2 separate regions of the Mus musculus genome follow, and region 1 is linked to region 2. Evidence: chromatin loops called from intact Hi-C (ENCODE). Cell type or tissue: left cerebral cortex. All regions are shown on one strand. Links, peaks and the distances in the headings refer to the core of each region. The heading gives the core; the rest is flanking DNA. Region 1 has its middle 35 kb from the start of Gm39353. Region 2 has its middle 20 kb from the start of Gm39352.

Region 1 (9,290 bases), core at 2,580-7,579, 54 kb before region 2:
GGTCCCCTCATCCTCCATCTTCAGGCCTAGCTCCTCCCCTCTGTGTGTGTGTGTGTGTGTGTGTGTGTGTGTGTGTGTGTGTGTGTGTGTGTGTGCATGGGCATATGTCTAGTACTACCATATGGAAAGAAGTGTAAATGAGCTAAGTGGCCATTTGGACAGTTCATGACTAATGAGTAAAATAAAAACCAACTCAGAATCAAGGTTAAAGGTACACCTGTACTTGCATGTTCATGACAGCGGTGTTCACGCTGGCCGAGGTAAGAGATAGCTCTAATTCCATCAATGGATGAAGGGATAAAGAAAGGCAGTTCAATCTTGGTCAGAGGTTTTGTTGAGTTGTTTATTTGAAGGTGATTACTCTGGAATACTCATAACTGGCCAAGCTGTCAAGAACATGGCTGGAGAGATGGTTCAGCAGCTAGGAGGGAGCTCTTACAGTAGAGACCCTGGTTTGTTTCTGAGCACTCACATGTGGCAGTCCACAGTGGCCTTATGACTTTCTATAACTCAGACGACAAGGGATCTGATGCCCTTGTCTGGCTTCTTTGGGCAACTGTGCTCATGTGCATAGACAGACAGACAGACAGACACACACACACACACACACACACACACACACACACACACACACCTTCATACACATAATTAGGAAAAAAGGGAAGTCTTGGAGCTAGAACACTCACTCCTCTTGCAGAAGACCTGGGTTTGGTTCTCAGCACCCACATGACAGCTCACAAGTATCTAACTCCAGTTCCAGGAGATCCAAAGGCCTTCTTTTGGCCTCTGAGTACCAGGTATGCATGTGGTACATGTACATATGTGCAACTCATACACATAAAATAAAAACAAATCTCTTTAAAAGCGTAAATAAAATTCTTTAAATCTAAAAAACAAGCAAAAATTAAAAGCAAAAAAAATTCTGAGAATAAGTGACTATTGAATGTCAGCTCTTAATGGGACATCCATCTGACCCCTCTCCATGGCTTAGGGAATATCACAGAAGAGGGGGTGGGGAGAAGTGCCATGGTGGAATGCCTTCTGCTGGGCATCACATGACTATTGCAATCTTTTTAAAAAAAGATTTATTTATTTGTTTGTTTGTTTATTACATGTAAGTACACTGTAGCTGTCTTCAGACACTCCAGAAGAGGGAGTCAGATCTCATTACAGGTGGTTGTGAGCCACCATGTGGTTGCTGGGATTTGAACTTCGGACCTTCGGAAAAGCAATCGGGTACTCTTACCCACTGAGCCATCTCACCAGCCCGACTATTGCAATCTTGATTGACAACAATTGTCAATCATAAAGTTAGTCCTGTCTACATTCCATCATGAGAGAAGAGAAGCTTTAAGAACTGAATTCATAGAAACAGATACTAGTGACACCAAAGGCTGAGGGGCAGGAGGTGCTGAGGTTGGTCAGAGGAGAGTTAGTGGTTCAGGGAGAATGAATTAAAGAGGTTTATTGTACAGAAGGGTGGTAATAGCTGGTAGTGGCGACACACTCCTTTAGTCCCAGCACTCAGGAAACAGAGGCAGGTGGATCTCTGAGTTCAAGGCCAGCCTGGTCTACAGAGTGAGTTCCAGTTCAGCCAGGACTACACAGAGAAATCCTGTCATGAAACAGCCACAACCCCACAAACACACAAATGTGGCAATATATTGTGTGCTTGAAAATTGTAAGGTGGTAAATTTTTAGGTGTTCTTACCTGAAAACAACAAACAAACCAACCCCGTGAGACAAGGTATATGTTAAATGGATTGGTTTATCACTCACAATATACACATATACTGAGCAAGCATCACCTTGACTATCACACATACACACACACACACAAGCACTCACTGACACGCATGTTCACACACATGCACAAACACACACCTGATTTCAAGTTGTCCAGACTGGCCTTTAACTTGCTAAGTAGCTGAGGATGATCTTAAAGTTTCTGATTCTCGTGCTTCAACCTTCCAAGTGCTGGGACAAACAGACATGTGCTCAAAGAGCTGGTTTTGGTCAGTGCTGAGAATGGAACCCAAGGCTTCCTGCACGCCAGGCACTCTATCAACTGAGCTACACCCCCAGCTATGTGAGTATATGCATAGACATATATTATACATAGGTGTTTATGTGTACACATGCGTGTGGATGCATGTGTGAACACACAACTTTTTCTTGTCAGCTAGAAAATAAATAGAAGAAAAAGAAAGTGTGGGGTCTGTGATTGTGTTAGGTGGGGATATGCAGGTCAGTCATAGACACATGTGTGGGGTGTAGGGGTAGGTGAACCCAGAGATTTGTGTCTTTTTATACATTTTATGGTATAATTTGATTTTGGAGAACTCAGTGCATAGACTGCTAGGACTAGAAGTATAATGAAGGACTTAGAGATAGGTAAAGACAAGTCAAGCTGTCTCTCCAGAATGACAGGTACTGACATCTACCCCTACTGGGGAGTAGTTGGAAGGCAGGACCATTGGGGGAGCGAGCCCTCAGCACTCCAGGCTTATATGCTTTGGGGGAAGGTCTTTGGGAATCTGCTTCAGTCCAGCTGGTCTGACAGTGGTTTATTTTCATGACCAAAAGCCCAGGGTAGACAAGCAAGCCTCATGTTGGTCATGTTGGTTGATGGCTGGATCCCGATCACTGAGGATGCTTGGGAAATCCCCGTGAGAGAGCTGGGTGTTGGCTTTTCCTCTGAGACTCAGACACTCCCTGGTAACTATTGTTCCCAAGTGTGGTTTTTCAAAACCTTCTTTTCTGCAAATTCCACGGCTAGCCCAGACTGATTCTTCTGTCTAGGAATTTGAGGGGCTGCGAGCAGAACAGGGGTTTTATAGGAAGCAGGCATCAGAGGTACAGACTCTGGCAGGATTCACCCAGGCCTTGCACTTTCACAATTTCAAGCTCACACTTCATTAGTGGCTGCCCAGCCTCACCAGGTTGACTTTAACAAGCTGCCCCTCTGGTGCTCTGGATTTTTGTGACCGTTTTCCAGGCAGACTGCTGTTTGTCCTGAAGCTGGGATAAAGTTCCTGGTGGCCCCAAAGCAAGATCCAGTGCTGTCCCCTACAATACAAGGTGTTGACCTTCGTTTCTTTTCCCCTAGGAGGTGCCGCATGGATTTCTCTAGACCAGTGGCTCTCACTGTGGGCCGTGACCCTTGAGGTCAATTTGTAACAATGAAAAGACATCTTGCATATCAGATTATTACATTACAATTCATAACAGTAGCAAAATTACAGATGTGAGGTAGCCATGAAAATAATTTTATGCTTGGAGGTCACCACAACATAGGGAACTGTATTAAAGGGTCGGAGCATTAGGAAGGTTGAGAGCCGCTGGTCTAGAGCTTTGAAGTTCTGAGCAGCTTGTTGTCCAACCTACAGAATACCAGTGGAGGATGAGATTGGTGTTTTCATTTTTTAAGTGGGGAAACTGAGACACACAATCACATAGCCAGAAGGGGCAGAGTTGGGAATAGAGCTTAGTTTTTTCCTAGTCCAGTGCAGTCCCCTGAAACTTCCAGTAACCACCCCTGATGCAGAGCCCTGGGCCAGCTCGCTGGCCTGCTCCTGAGGCAGCACAGGGCCTCAGTTCCTCCTCACCCTCAGCCTCTCCACAGAGTCTTCTGTTCAGTTGGACAGAGTCTGAAGTTACTTCACTTTAAAGGGTAAGTGAGTGTCAGCCAGCCATCATTCCAGGCCAGATGGGCAGAGTTTAAGCCAGGCTCAAGGTCCTCCTCTAGCTCCACAGCTGGGGCCTTGGGCAAACCTCAGGCACTTTTGGGCCTTGTCTTCTTTGAAGTGAGGACAGTAATTCTGGTCTCCATAGAGACCCAGCACAGAGTGGCAGTGAGTATACACACAGCAGGAAGGGAGGGGGAGGGAGGGGAAGAGGGCAAGAAAAACAAAAGAACAAGGGATGGAGCTGTGGAGCGGGCAAGAAGGATTAGGATTCCCCCTCCCACAGTGAGAGATGTGGATGGAAGGGATGCAGGAGGAGCAGACAGGAGCGTCCCAGCACCCCAGCCCACCATTCTACATACCATTGGGTATGTAGTTGTTGGTAAAGTGCCTGCCTAGCATGCACAATCCCTGGCACCAGATAAACCAGGTGTATCGGTGCACACCTGTAATTGTCAAGTGTATCTGTGCACACCTGTAATTGTCAAGTGTATCTGTGCACACCTGTAGTTGCAGCACTAGGGGGATGGAGGCAGAGGATGGGAGTTCAAGGCCATCCTTGGCTATATCAAAAAGTTAAAAATAAAAGAGGATGTGTTTATTTGTTGTTTGTTTTTGTTTGTTTATGATTAGAACCTCACTACAAGCTGGCCAGAACTCTAAGTCCTCCTGAGTGCGGGAACCGCAGGAGTTCACCCCATGCCTGACTCCAGTAAGGTTTTCTTTTGCCTTTGGCAATGGTATTGGGGATTGAACCTATGGCCTCACACATGCGAGGCAAGTGCCTCTGGCCCTCAGTAGGGTCATTTTGAGGGAGATTACAAGTATGCACCACCATATGAGACTTAAATAGAGTCAGACAGCCAAGTAAATGATTTACCAGCTGATTAAAGGACTAGTGACAACAGCAAAGGGACCCACCTGAGACTCTGCCCTCAGGTGGCAATAATGACACACAGAGTCGGACTTGGTTTGTCTAAAGCCACAGGGCAAGTAGGAGGAAGTTTAGGTCTAGACCTCAACTCTGCATGTTCCAAGTCCACTGTCCTACTTCCCAGCAGACCTGCGTTTATCTCCCCAGATACAAGGCTGCCTGGTGTCCCTGTCCCATCCTGTCTTGGTCTCCAGAGAGCAGCTGTCTAGTCTTATACCACACACTTGCATGTCTTTGGATGATATCTTCCTCAGGTAACAATTCATGACCAAAACCTGAAGATATTATTTATGGAGTCACACAGCAGGCAGTTCAAGGGACGACCAGTGCGCCGGCCTTAGGGTGCTGCATCTTATTGTATAAGCATCAGGGAGAGTGCTGCAGTCCAGGAGGCTGTGACTCAGGAGTGTTGGAGGGACTCAGACCATGCGTCTCATAGGATTAATAAGAGAGCCACATCTCTTTTTGTCTCCTGGGTCAGGGCCACATCTCTGGCTAAGCATCTGGCGCTGACACTGATTTTGGTTAAGAACAGCCATTTCGGGGTCAATCCCCCTCCCCCACATACTTCCAAAAAAGTCCCATCAGGTCTGGGGCAACGTTGTGAGGAGTGTCTGAGGTACTTCCAGGACCTTGAGGAAGAAGTCTTTACCAAACAACACTCCTAGGACCCACCGCTCTGCACCCAGGAGAATGGTGGGCTGGGATGCTGAGGACGCTCCTGTCTGCTCCTCCTGCATCGCCTCCATCCACATCTCTCACTGTGGGACGAAGGACCCCAATACCCCTCCCCCTGCTCCACAGCTCCATCCCTTCCTCTTCTATTTTTCCCCTCTTCCCCTTCCCCTCCCTTCCTGCTGTGTCCTCACTGCCACTCTGCTCCTTGCTTCTTCCTCTGCCCAGACTTAATTCTGGCAAACCGCTTCTCCAACACGCTGCTCTTTCCTGAGTCGACCACATCCTCCAGGCCCGGCTTCTTCTCCTAGGCCTGTCTTGAATTTGCCCCTGCCTTTCTAGGCATGTGCTTTCTACTTGAAATAGGGGTCTCTGGGGACCTAGTTCGTGAACCCCAAACTCTGGATCTTCTCATGGAAATGCCTGTCTCAAGCAGGGCCCGTGCAAGGGTGGAGGGGAAAGTTTGGGGGAAGGATCCGGATTCCGAAGTGTATCAAATCTCCCTAGACAGGAGGAGGTGGGGTGACTTGAGGTTTGTGTTGGCAACATACAGAGATGGTGTGGGTGGGTCATGCATCTCTCTCCCCTTGCCTGGAGATTCTCAGGCAGCCAAGAACATGGGATGAACTACGTTCAGGCCATAGGGTCCCTGCTGTCTTGGTGAAGAGGGCGGGAGCAGCTAGAAGCTTCCAGACACTTCCTAATTGGTCTGAATGAGTTTTGGAAGCAGCCTCCACCCCAGCTCCCTCACTTCCTGTTATTAGCCCCAAGAAGGCCTGGGAGCCCTCAGTTGCCTCCTCTGCTCCAGAACGGTCAGGGCACCTGGGCTTGGGAGGCAGAGACTGTTCAGGCCTATGTGGAGCTGAAGGCCTCCTCTACCCAGCCTGGCCTTGCACTGTGATGCTTTGGTCCCCCGGGGGTCCCTACTCTGGAGTACAGCTGCTTTCAGCTTGAACTTGCTGCTCTCTGAAGGCTCCTCAACCCCAGAGCTACAAAAACCCTGCTTTTGGCTCTCTCCAGTTTCTTCCACTGTGGTTCAGAGGGCAGAATACCATCACTTGGACCCTCCCCAAATTCCATATGATCTTCCAACAGGACAGAAAGAGCTCTGTTCTCCGGGAAACCCTCTGTCTCAGGCATCTGCTGGGGACCCAGCCTGCACCAGTTCTATAAATGCTGGCTTTGTTCAGGGAAGCGACCTAGGGAAGGCTTCAGGGCAGAGAGGGTAATTGTTTTCCCTCCTGGGCTATGTGGGGCATGAGGCCAATAATGTTGCACCAAGCAGTGCAGCCCACCCAGACAGCCCAGAGTTCAAAGAGAGGCAGTATCTGAGCAGGCTAGGCTGAGGGCACACTATAAGCATATGCATCCTACAGGTAGGTCGTCAACCACTCCTTGGAGCTCTGAGACCTCTTTCCACATTTCAGGTCCTCTTCTCTTCCACCATCTCTTCTTCTTTCCTCTTGTCCCCATTGGTTCTCTGGACAAATGCGCTCACATCCCTTACTCCCTTGCCGCTGCATAAAATGTCTCTACCTCATCTACCCAAGATCCAAGCCATATGCTGCATCTTCCGTAAAGCCCATCCTATCTTCCAGCCAGAACAGAACAATCTTCCCATGTGTTTCTGATGACACATCTCGCAGCATTGTTAGAAGGAGTCGCAGGCTACCTGGCTTTGGAGTTTACTGTATGTATATCTGTTATGGCTGGGTATCTCTCTCCTTCCCACATCCAGCAAAATCCAGACACAATGTCCCTCTTGGGGAACACTCATGGTCTCGGTTTTATAACCATTTATTGAGTGTTTACTATGTGACTAGCAAAGTCCTAGGCACTCATATAGCCTCCTGTAAACCCCTTCAGGCCAAGCAGGGAAGGCCTGGAGGCTTCCACATGCCCTACCCTCCTCACTAAGACAGCAGGAACTCTCTGACCCAGAGAACCAGACAGAAGGCCCCACCCCATGCCATGCCCTTGGCTGCCTGAGAATCCCTCATGAGAGAGATGGGATCCCTCCTCACAACCCCATGGATCAGGCTCTAAGGCCCATTTTACCAATGAGGAAGCTAAGTCACAGAGATGTTAGGTAATCTGTTTGGAGTCACACAGCAAGTTGCAAAATGTGGTGTTATCCATGGATAGCCTGGATCCACGGACTGTGCCTTTTGCCCATTCTCAGTGTGATTGTGAAGATAAGGGTCTGCCTTCTAGATTTGAATCAGGACTTCATCTTCCCTAACTGCATGGGTTTGTCAGGGCCACCTAATGCTCAGGGACAGAGGTTCCCCCTGTGTGAAACAGGTAACCATGGTTTTGTGTGCGCCAGCATCAAAAACGAGTCTTCAGTGGTGCTGTGTACAAAAGAAGTCATAATCCAGAAAAGCTGAACTGGGGATGGAGGTAGCCATGCCTCAGTCTAACTGGGTGTTCTCGCCAAGGATACTTGGTCCATAATAACCTGATTGTACACCAGCCCTTGAACCCCACAAAGCCCCTCTCCACCTGTTTTTCTCAAACACATTTGGTTCTCTGCTCTTTTCTAGCAGGACTTTTGTTTATTTTGTCTGTGTGAAGCTCTGGGGTCTATCCAGCCCTTGGCAGCTGCAGCCCCTCCCCTAACCTCCTGCAGACTCATCCCCCCCCCCAATTCATCTCCAGCTACCCCACATCTGGCCTGCTTCTGCTGGAAACTTCGTCCCCCAGGGGAGCAAGGCAAGTGGCTGCTGCTGAGCCAGCCAGCAAATTCCCGAAGTGTGAGTGAGCAGGTTGGTTTTCATCAAAAGATTTGAAAGCTCAGGATGGCCAGACATTTCTCTTTAGAGTAATGACATTTGCAGGCTCCACAGCCTGGCTCCCAGCTCCTGTGCCCTGTAGCTCTGTGCCTTCCAAAATAGTCCCAGAATCCCTGAGATAGACACCAGGAGGCTTTCTCCCCCTTCCTAGAAACTTGGCTTGGGATCTAATCAGATGGGACAAAACCCAATTCTTATATACAAAGCATTTCTGGATGTGATGTGACTCCATTGCTAGAGTGTCTTGCTTAGTGTGCACAAAGCTCCAGGTTCAGTCTCTGGCACTGTAAAAACTGGACATGGTAAAAATGCATCTGTAACCTCAACACTTGGGAAGTAGAAGCAGAAGAGTCAGAAATTCAAGATCACACTGGTGACTACATAGTGAGTTCGAGATCAGCCTCCAAGAGAACCTCTTTCAAGCAACACCATCAAAAACAACTAGACATCCCAACCATGGAACTGTAGGGGATCGATATTCAAGGTACTGCTGTGAGACTCTGATGAGCCTTAACTTACCAAGGACCCCCAAGTGAACAACTCAGAGCCAGGGATCGATGCAAAAGCAAGAGGAATTTATTGTTCTAGTGCGTTGGGGTCATCCCACACCTGAAGGAGAGGTGGTGACCTCGGGCAGCCCGTTCAGCCAGTTTTTATACAGCTTTCAGGGGTAGAATAGAGCAACAGCCACTAAGCACAATGTGATTGGCAGAACAGTGTGACTTTTAAACTGGTCCTTAGGGAATGAGGTAGCAAGGGCTTTCCTTGTCTGGGAGCGGAGGGAGGGAAGGGAATGGTCGTCCATCCTGAGGAATGTGTCTACTGAGCTCTGGGCTTCCCTTATGTGCCAGTGGTTCTCCACTGTGGTCTGAGGAATGTAACTAGCCCCTCCCTTCTGGAGGGGAGGGGTGCCTATGTGCTCTATGACCTTTCTCTCCCAGGAGGGGAGTGGTCTGGTGGAATTTTCCAAAGTTCCTGAGCTGACCTCTTCACTGCCAGCAACCCTCCACCTGCTTACCTCTATGATGGTCTACCTACAGAGCAATTCCTGCCAAGTTGCTTAGCAAGACCTGCTTCCTGGTGCCAGGAATGCTTAACTGTGTGTCACTGGCTATACATAGGTGCCCAGAGATCGAGCTCCATGCTGTACCTGAGCATGCTTCCAGAAGACAACATTTGAACTACTGGCTAGGAAAAACA
Region 2 (9,290 bases), core at 2,511-7,510:
GAAGCTGTCTTACTGGAGGGCATGTGGTATTTTGCTTGAGCAGACGCTTGAAAGGGTTTATGGTCTTTGGAAAGAGTATAAACGGAGCCCCGTGAACAGTGAGAGGATGCTCTTGCACTGCTACGCTGAGCAACGCTTCACTGGTCATCCATGGGCTTTGCAGGTCTTCAGTAGCCAAGCAAGACTTTGCTGGTCATTGCTGGTCTTCACTTTGTAGAGAGAAACGTGCCAAAGAGCTTCTCGTGGTGTTTGCACTGATTCTTGCCTCTTCTGCTGACTTTATCAGAGCCTTGCAGGTTCTGCTGCATCGAGCCGCCACTTCTGATTTGTGCTTGGTGTTTGCTATTGGACGGGACTGCTGGTATCCAGACAGCTGGGAATGGAATCACCCCAAAGAACTACTTCTAAACAGGCCCACAAACCCCCTTTTCTATTAACTTTCTTTCTCCCCTACCTTTGGTGTGGGCTAGAAGGTTGAAGCATTTAAGAACCCTAAATAAATAAGGTAAGCTTTGAAAAATCTAAGCCTACACAAGAAGAGTAGTTTAGTTTGTTTTGTTTTGGCTTGGTTTGTTTTGAGACAGGGTTTCTCCATGTGGCCCTGGCTTTCCTGGAACTCACTCTGCAGACCAGGCTGATTTCAAACTCAGATCCACCCGCCTCTGCCCCGAGTGTTGGGATTAATGGTATGCACCACCGCTACCCAACTATATTTTATTTTTCAATTACTGTGTGTGTGTGTGCATGCCTATGTGGTGCATACATGTATATACAGGTATATTTACCTGGGCATGTGCTCACATGTAGAGGTCAGAGTCAATGTTAAACAATGTTTCTTATCTCTCTCCATTGTTTTGAGACAGGATCTCTCTCTGACCCTAGAGTTCACCATTTTAGCTCAGTCCTCTGGTTAGTCTAATCTAGCTACTTAGCTCCATCCCCCAACATATGGCACCCATATGTACTAGAGACGTGAACCCAGGTCCTCATATTGCATGGCAAGAACTTTCCCCAGTGAGCCATCTCTCCAGCCCTAGTTTAGAAGCCTTTCAAGATGATTGTGGATGCCCTTTGTGGGCCAAAGCTCACCAAGAGTGGCTCTTAGACATTAGCTGTAACATAGAGTCTGCTAGAATGTGTTTTCCAAACAGTTACATTAAAATCTGTTTGTCAACTTCACACTTTACATGGATCTTTGCCTGTTTGTGATTTCCAAACTTCACATATTGATCATTTGGAAAATATTGGTTCACTAAGTTGTGTAGACCTTCCAAATGTTGACACATTTCATTGCAGAATATTTTCTTTAAAAATTCCTTGATATCACAACCTATCACAAAGTATTGGGAAGCTGTCGGCCTCACGGTAGCAAATATAAAGTAATTTGCCCTTGAAATATTGAGTTTTGTAGTTGGCAAAGTTGTTGTCAGATATTTTCTTTGGAGTATTGGCTCATTGAATTTATTTTCAAGATGGTAGCTGCCAAAATAAATATCCAACTCAGACTAACTATACTTTGTCTCTCCAGTAAACCAAGATTCCATAAAAGAACAAAATGTCTGGCTTAGCCCACCATCCAACAGACCATATGAGCCTCTCGTTTCTCAGAAGACAATTGTGACAGCCTTGTAGGCAGCAGAACTGATGGGTGTGGGCTGGGGACATCGCTCCACTGGAAGAGCATTTGCTTACCATGCGTCAAGCCCTGGATTTGATTCTGGGCACCTCATAGATCAGGTGTCTTAGTGAGGGTTTCTATCGCCATTGACGAAACACCACGAGCAAGGGTACTTATAAAAGAAATTTTAGAATTGGGCTTTCTGTTTCAGAGGGCTGGAGTCCATGATGGTGGAGCAAAGGGGTGGCAGGAACAGCTGAGAACTCACATCCAATCAGTACACAAGAAACAGAGCAAGCACTGGGGATGACATGGGTTTGAATCCCTAAAATCTGCTCAGTGACACACCCTCCTGCAAAGGCCGCCCCTCTGAACCATTCCCTAATAGTCCCACCAAATGGGGACAAATTATTCAAATCTATGATCGTGTGCAGGCCATTTTCATTCAAAGTACTCCACAGGACATACAATCCAAGCATCCCTGGAGTCAGGGGGAACCAAGAGTTCTAGGTCATCCTTGGTTACATAGCAAGTTTGAGGCCAACCTGGACTACTTGACTTTCAATCAATATCTCTCTGTGTCTCTGTGTCTCTGTTTCTGTCTCTGTCTCTCTCTGTCACATCACACACACACTGAATTGATGCTTTTCTGCCACGTTGCCACAATGGGTCAAAATATTTAACAACCATTTAACTGAGAGTCAAATGTGGAAGAGGAGGGGATTTGAGACAGGGTTTCTCTGTGTAGCCCTGGCTGTACTGAAACTCACTCTGTAGACCAGGCTTGCCGTGAACTCACAGAGATCTGCCTGCCCCTGCCCCTGCCCCTGCCCCTGCAAGTGCTGGGATTAAAGGTGTGCAGCATCTCAGCCAGGGATGGTCAGTTTTTAAAATTGGATTCTTTGCACTGCTTCAGTGGGACATCTTTAAGTAAACTGGGCTGGTGGTGGAACCCCTGCCAGTGATCACCAACTGGTGGCACCAGCTGAGTTCCCCACCCTTTGTATCTTCACACAATATACAGGGGACTGGGGGAAATAATGTCTTTGGTGTTTTACAAAAACCATTCCTGACTTTTCAGGTAACCGGAAGAAAACGCCTCCCAGCATTCTGTAAGCAGCTATTTGACACTTTTGTAACTAAGTATCATTTCATGATTTCTGGGTTCTCATTCTTCCTTGAACCTGTTGTCAGTGTGTGTGTGTGTGTGTGTGTGTGTGTGTGTGCCATATCACCTGTGTGGCGGTCAAAGGACAACTTGTAGAGAGCACGTTCCCTCCTTCTACCATGTGGGCCCCAGGGCTTGACGTCACTTGTGAGCCATGGCAACAAGTTCCTGCATCTGCTGAGCCCTTTCCTGGCCCATGAGGTTACTTTCTGGCTGAGAGTGGAAGATCTGAAATGATACAAATCTCATCCTTCCACCTCAGGCTGACCCACCCTCAGCCCCTTCACTTCCTAGCTCGAGCAGCCCACAGAGCTTCTGACCACCCTCGGATCCCTCTCCCACTGTTCCCACCAAAGAATTCCGGGGAGAGTTTTTATGCATGCATCCTCACGCACTCCTGATCATCATTCCGGCCCCCACTCCCTCAGTGCCACCACAGAACCTCCAAGGGAAAGCCACATCTTTCAGGGCTCTTGTTCGTTTGATCAGGACACCGATTCTAAAACAATCAGATTTGCACACCTGGAAGCATGTAGGCCAAGCTGTGCTACCAACCCCACAGTATAAGACTCCTTCCTGGCCCATGACCTGTCCAGTGCATCCAGAGGGACAGACACTCATTTGACACCCTAGCTACTCGAGGCTCCACCCAAATACCAGGTTTTATAGATGCAAGCTGAATAGCCATAGAAACTGGGCAGTGACTCTGAAAGCTGCTGTCCCAAAGGGGCATTGGACACCTCTGATCATATTTCATTGGTCAGTGCAGGTCACGTGAGTAGAGATGTGGGCTGCTTCTGTGGGTCAAGGTAAAAGAGGAAAAAAAAATTCAGTATGTTATTGAGCATTGGAAATGGGGGCATTTCTATGCCATGGCCCGCTTGTGGAGGTCAGAGAACCACTTGCAGGAGTCAGTTCGTTCTGTTCACCATGCTGGGGCTTAAACCCGGGTCATTAGGCAGCAAGCACTTTTGACTGATGAGCCATCTCTCCAGCCCTGGACAGCTATTACTGGGAAAATGTTTCTGACCAAACATACTTAAGAAAGAAAGGGCTATTTGGCGGGGGGGGGGGGGGGGGGGGGGGCTCACAGTTCCAGGGGGACACAGTTCCAGGGAGCACAGTCCGTTGTGACAGGGGGCATGGCGGGGGGGGGGGGCGCGGGGGGGAGGTGCCGCTGATCACGTGGCTCCCACACTCAGAAAACAGAACAATGAAGGCAGGTGCCCAGCTTATTCTGTTCGTTTTTTCAGCCCATAGAATGGTGATGCCACCGTTGGGGTGGGATTCCCTCCTGGATTAGCCCAATTAAGATAATTCCCCTGAGATATGCCAGGAGACTCGTTTCTGTGGTAATTCTAAATTCCATCAAGGTGACAATCAAGAGTAACCTTCACAAACAGGGTCTTAGCACAAGCTAGCCTTGAAGTTACTCTGTAGCTGTCCTGGGGAGGGAAGGATTTATTTCTCCTTACAACACTCCATTACAGAGGGAAGTCAGGGCTAGAAGTGGAGGCAGGAACTGAACCAGAAGCCATGAAGGAGTGCAGCTTACTGGCTTGCTCCCCAAGACTCACTCAGCTTGCTTTCTCCTATAACCCAGGACCACTTTCTCAGGAGTGGCACTGCTCACAGTGGGCTGGACACTCCCACATCAGTCAGCAATTTTTTAAAAATGTCCCACAGACACGCCCCCCAGGCCAATCCAATGAAGGCAATTCCTCAATTGAGGTTCCCTCTTCCCAAATGACCCTAATTTGTGTCAAACTGACACAAAACAAAAAAACAAACCAACAAACCAACAGCCTGACTAGCAGAGTAACCAAGGATGGCTGTCTTAATTGGGGTTTCCGTTGCTGTGATGAAACATCATGACCAAAACTCAACATGGGAAGGAATGCAGAGGCCATGGAGGGGTGCTGCTTACTGGTTTGCTCCCCATGGCTTGCTCAGTCTGCTTTCATATATATATATTTCATATATATTTATTTTATGTATATGAGTACATTGTAGCTGTCTTCAGACACACCTGAAGAAGGCATCAGATTTCATTACAGATGGTTGTGAGCCACCATGTGGTTGCTGGGAATTGAACTTGGGAACTTTGGAAGAGTAGTCAGTGCTCTTAAACACTGAGCCATCTTTCCAGCCCCAGCCTACTTTCTTATAGAACCCAGGATCACTATCCCTGGGAAGGTATTACCCACCATGGGCTGGGCCCTCCCCCATCAATTACTAATAAACTGCCTTACAGGCTTGCCTACAGCCAGACTTCATGGAGTTGTTTTCTTAATTGAGGTTTCTGCCTCTCAAATGGCTTTAGCTTGTGTCAAATTGGCATAAAACTATCCAGCACGATGACCTCAATTTTCTTATTCTCCTGCCTCCACCTTGGAGAGCTGAGATTATGAACACGGAACATCACATCCGAGCTCCATGCATGCGAGGCAGGCATCCTATCCACTGAGCTATGGATCCTTCTCCTGGTCCCCAAACAGAGATTTTTTTTTTACTCACTCTAACACTACCTAAAAGTTTTTAATATGTTCTTGTTATTTCTGCCCCCTTGTGATAGTCACTGATGACACATGACCATCGGATGGTGCTCAGCAAGCCTGAGCACTCAGCCAGCTTAGTCAGACTCTACATTCCCAGCACTGCTCCCACATACTGGCTCTGGGACCTTGAATGAGCCCCGCCCCCAGTGTGGCCTTCAGCATGTTCACTCGAGAAGATTCATGATGTGAAGTGGAAATTTCCAGAACAGTGGTTGGCTCATTCTCTTTCTTTTGGCTGGGCAGCATCTCTGCATCCTGGACCCGAGCCTGCGGCTGAGTCACAGTTGCTCTTAGCATCCTTCTTGGACTGCATGGGGTCAGAGCATTGTTTGTCTTTGTGTCTGAGCTCATTCCTGACATTGCAGACACAGATAGTGAGGGCTGCTGCTTCCCTTAGCCTATATTTCCTGTCCTTCCTCCCCTCACTCCAGGGGCTTGTGGGAAAGACTTAAGAACACAAGTTGAAGGCCAGTGAGGGCAATTTCCCAAGGCAGAGTCCAGGATCCCTATGCAGCCCCTCGTGCTCCCTTACCAGGGACCATCCATCCCACATCATGAGTCTTGAATTAATCATTCCTTTCCTGACCCTGGGAGCTCCTAAGGAGGAAGGTGGACATTTCCCACCTGTTCTTCTTGGCCCAGTCTGTCCCTTTACTTCTTACCCATCTTACCAACTGGGGCTTCGCAGCTGGGACTCACCCATCCTTGTGCCAGCTTTTCCTAACCTAGACAATCCACAAATGTTCACCCTTGTAATATTCTCTTCTCTTCTTCCAATGGTCTAAGGGGCCTCTCAGGCACCACAGCCTACCTCACTCCTTTCCTCAGGCTCTGCAGGTACACCCTCGGATTATATAGTGGTTAAGAACGTAAGTGCTGATGGTCCCTGTGGAATTCCCATCACATCTCCACCTCTCCCCCCAAAAGTCTCTTTGCCTCTGTATCTCCTCTCCCTCTACTTCTCCCTCCCCCGTGGGTGTCTGTGTGTGTGGGGGGGGTGCATCTGTGTGTGTCTGTGTCTGTGTATGTGTGTATCTGTGTGTCTGTGTGTGTGTGTAGATCAGAGGATAACAGTGGACATCAGTCCTCTACTTTGCTTAAGATAGGATCTCTTGTTCTCTGCTGTGCACACCAACGACTTTCTGGGAATTCTCTTGTCTCCACCTCCCATCTTGGAGTGTTGTGATTAAGAAGGTATTCTACCATGCCTGGCTGTACATGTCTTCTTGGGCTTCAAATGCAGGTCCTCACTCTTCAAATGACAAGATTTTTGCCCACTGAGCCATCCCCAGAGCCCACAAGTTGTTTTAACCACAGTGACCTGATTTTCCCATTCATAGAATACTGACAATTTCTTCCTCCAGAGGTAAGATATAACAACACACTGTGTGTGTGTGTGTGTGTGTGTGTGTGTGTGTGTGTGTGTGTGTGTGTGTGTGAGAGAGAGAGAGAGAGAGAGAGAGAGAGAGAGAGAGAGAGAGAGAGAGAGAGAGAGAGATGGGAGGGCTCTTCACTGAATCTCTGCATGTGGCCTGACTGTACTGAGCCTCTCTCGCCGCTGGGCTCTGAGCTAGTTAGTACTGGACCACAGAACCTAGAACTCCATGCATGCCCTCAAGGAGCCCTCTGTCAACAAGGGAGAGAAAGGGCAAGCTGATGTTTAGACACAGAGCTGTGTCCAGATTGCATGAGCAGGAGAGTCACACCTCCGTGAGGATAGGGACCCTCCTAGACAGTGCCACCAGTTGACGACTCAAATACTTGAGCCCCAGGGGGATTTTACATCCAAACCATAACAGCGCCATGTTTGGACCAGATAAGGATCTTCTCCTTCCGGGGTCTCACTCATCCTGTCTTCTCCATAACCCAGGATGTGAATGGAGCCATGAGCCTAGCTGTAAACTATGTTGCCTCCAGAGTGCCAGGAGGCCTAGCAAGGCCAAGCTTACTACAAGGACCTTGTGCCCGGAGCAACAGCCTGTCTTTTCTTTTGGAGGGAATATCTCAGAACACCTCTGTAGTGCCAAACCCCTCAAGCTTCACAGAAGTGTCTGGTCCCTGAACTTGTAGTCCTGGAGTGCACAGGTCTTACCTAGGCTTCAGGTCCTCCTGCCTCTGACCTGGCGTCCTCCATGGCCTGGAGGCCCGTGAGATGACAACTGCGTGCTGATCTGCTGGCTACATGGCAGTGGTGGGAGAGAGCTCTGAGTCCTGGGGCCGCATCCTGATTCACTGTGTCTTGCCATCTATATACGAGTAAGTGGCCAATAGCTTTATCTGCTCCTAACTGAGAGAGGAAGACCTTATTCACCGATCGATGCCTGGTACCTGGACCTGAGTCTTACTAATCTTCCCTATCAGTGACCCTGGAAGGTTTGTGGGGTCAGGGGAGTTCAAGATCGACAATGAGACAGATTATGGAGAGTGATGAGTTTATATTAACATGGTGGACAGACGGACCGTTCAGGCCCCAGTACTAGAGACAGACAGCAAGGTGGGGGTCTCTGAAGAGATGAATCACAGCCCCCATGGCAGGATGGGGGAGGGTTCACAGGAAGATCCAGACTCTCTGGTTCCCATGCAGGAGGCAGGGAAGGGAGGGAACAGGATCTGTGGCCAATACTACCTTTGATGACAGCTCACTTTCCAGGTGAGAGATGCAGGCCCTGGGCGGCTGATAGCTAGGCCCTGGCATTCATTCCCAGGGGGGTGCCTCTGGTGTCTGTGAGGAGGCGGCTACTGCCTGTCTTACAGAGAGCACACTGAGGTAGGTACCTCAATGGGTTACGGAGTACAAACTGGGGTCCGTACCTTGATGGGTGACACACACTGTCCTTAGAAGTCAAGAAGGTCCAGTCTCCTTCCACTGACACTGTGTTCCTGGGGTTGTTAGAGCCAGAGCCTGGGTCCTGGTAACAATTGAGGCTCGGCCGTCTGTCCCCAACAGTCCAGTTCAAGAGACAAGTAATGAAAAAAGGCAGAAAAGGAGCTGTGGTCAACGTGGCCACATTGGGAACAGGATCAGAGAGCAACAGTGGCCCTGCCCCTTCTCAAGATCATCTCCAGGGTCTGGCACCTGACGTAGGTTCAGTTTTAAATAGAAGGCAAGAGGTATGCAGAGTTAATTTGTCACAGTGAGGTCATGCTGCCCGTCGTCATCGTCGTTATCTGGGGTCCAGTCCCTCTGCAAGGTAGTCTGACGGCTGGAATCTCTTGTCTGGAGACAAGTTGCCCTCTGGCCAGCTGCAGGCTTTAGCCCTTTCCTTCTCCCATCATGAGCTTCTTGGGGAAATGCTTGGGGGAGCGTCATCTCAGTAGTCTAATAACCAAAAGCATAGCACCTCACCTAAAAGACCTGGAGCGGCTTGCTGGATTGTGAGCCAGGATGACTCCTTGCCTCTGGGCCTTCTTGCTTCCCTCCCTAACTTCTTAGCTGGGGTGTTTCTTGTCACTGTTTTTCTGGTGTGGAAAGGGCAGGTGGCACTGTTGGTTAAATATCCGCTTCACCGGAGGACCAAGCTTACATTTGCTCGTCATGCTTTGACTCCCACCCAGGCAAATTACTTGGGTGGTGTCTTACGGTTTTACTGTTGTGAACACCATGACCAAAGCAACTCTTTCCCCCCCCCCCCCCCCAAGACAGGGTTTCTCTGTGTAGCCCTGGCTGTCCTGGAACTCACTCTGTAGACCAGGCTGGCCTCAAACTCAGAAATCCTCCTGTCTCTGCCTCCAAAGTGCTGAGATTAAAGGCGTGCGCCACCACCGCCTGGCCCAAAGCAACTATTATGAGGACAGCATTTAATTAGGGCTGGCTTACAGGTTCAGAGGTTCAGTTCATTATCATCAAGGTGAGAGCATGGCAGTATCCAGGCAGGCATGGTACAGGAAAAGCTGAGAGTTCTAAGTCTTCATCTGAAGGCTGCTAGCAGAAAACTGACTTCCAGGC

Evidence for each region. A loop is a pair of places that touch in the nucleus more often than their neighbours do. Peaks named below come from ENCODE experiments on the same cell type or tissue, not always from the same donor. Only the 100,000 strongest peaks of a DNase experiment are listed, where the experiment ranks them.
Region 1: a loop joins it to region 2, with 2.1 times the contacts of the local background. A loop is called at or near these places in 6 of 42 quality-filtered maps.

The regions. Positions count from the first base shown.
Region 1 is chr9:62,610,424-62,619,713 of GRCm38, reverse strand. No RefSeq gene overlaps it. Among named protein-coding and RNA genes, the nearest start is that of Gm39353, 35 kb to the left of the region's middle. In left cerebral cortex, for the core only: no CTCF peak of the experiment used is centred there; no DNase peak of the experiment used is centred there.
Region 2 is chr9:62,556,472-62,565,761 of GRCm38, reverse strand. No RefSeq gene overlaps it. Among named protein-coding and RNA genes, the nearest start is that of Gm39352, 20 kb to the right of the region's middle. In left cerebral cortex, for the core only: no CTCF peak of the experiment used is centred there; a DNase peak (open chromatin) is centred at 5,522.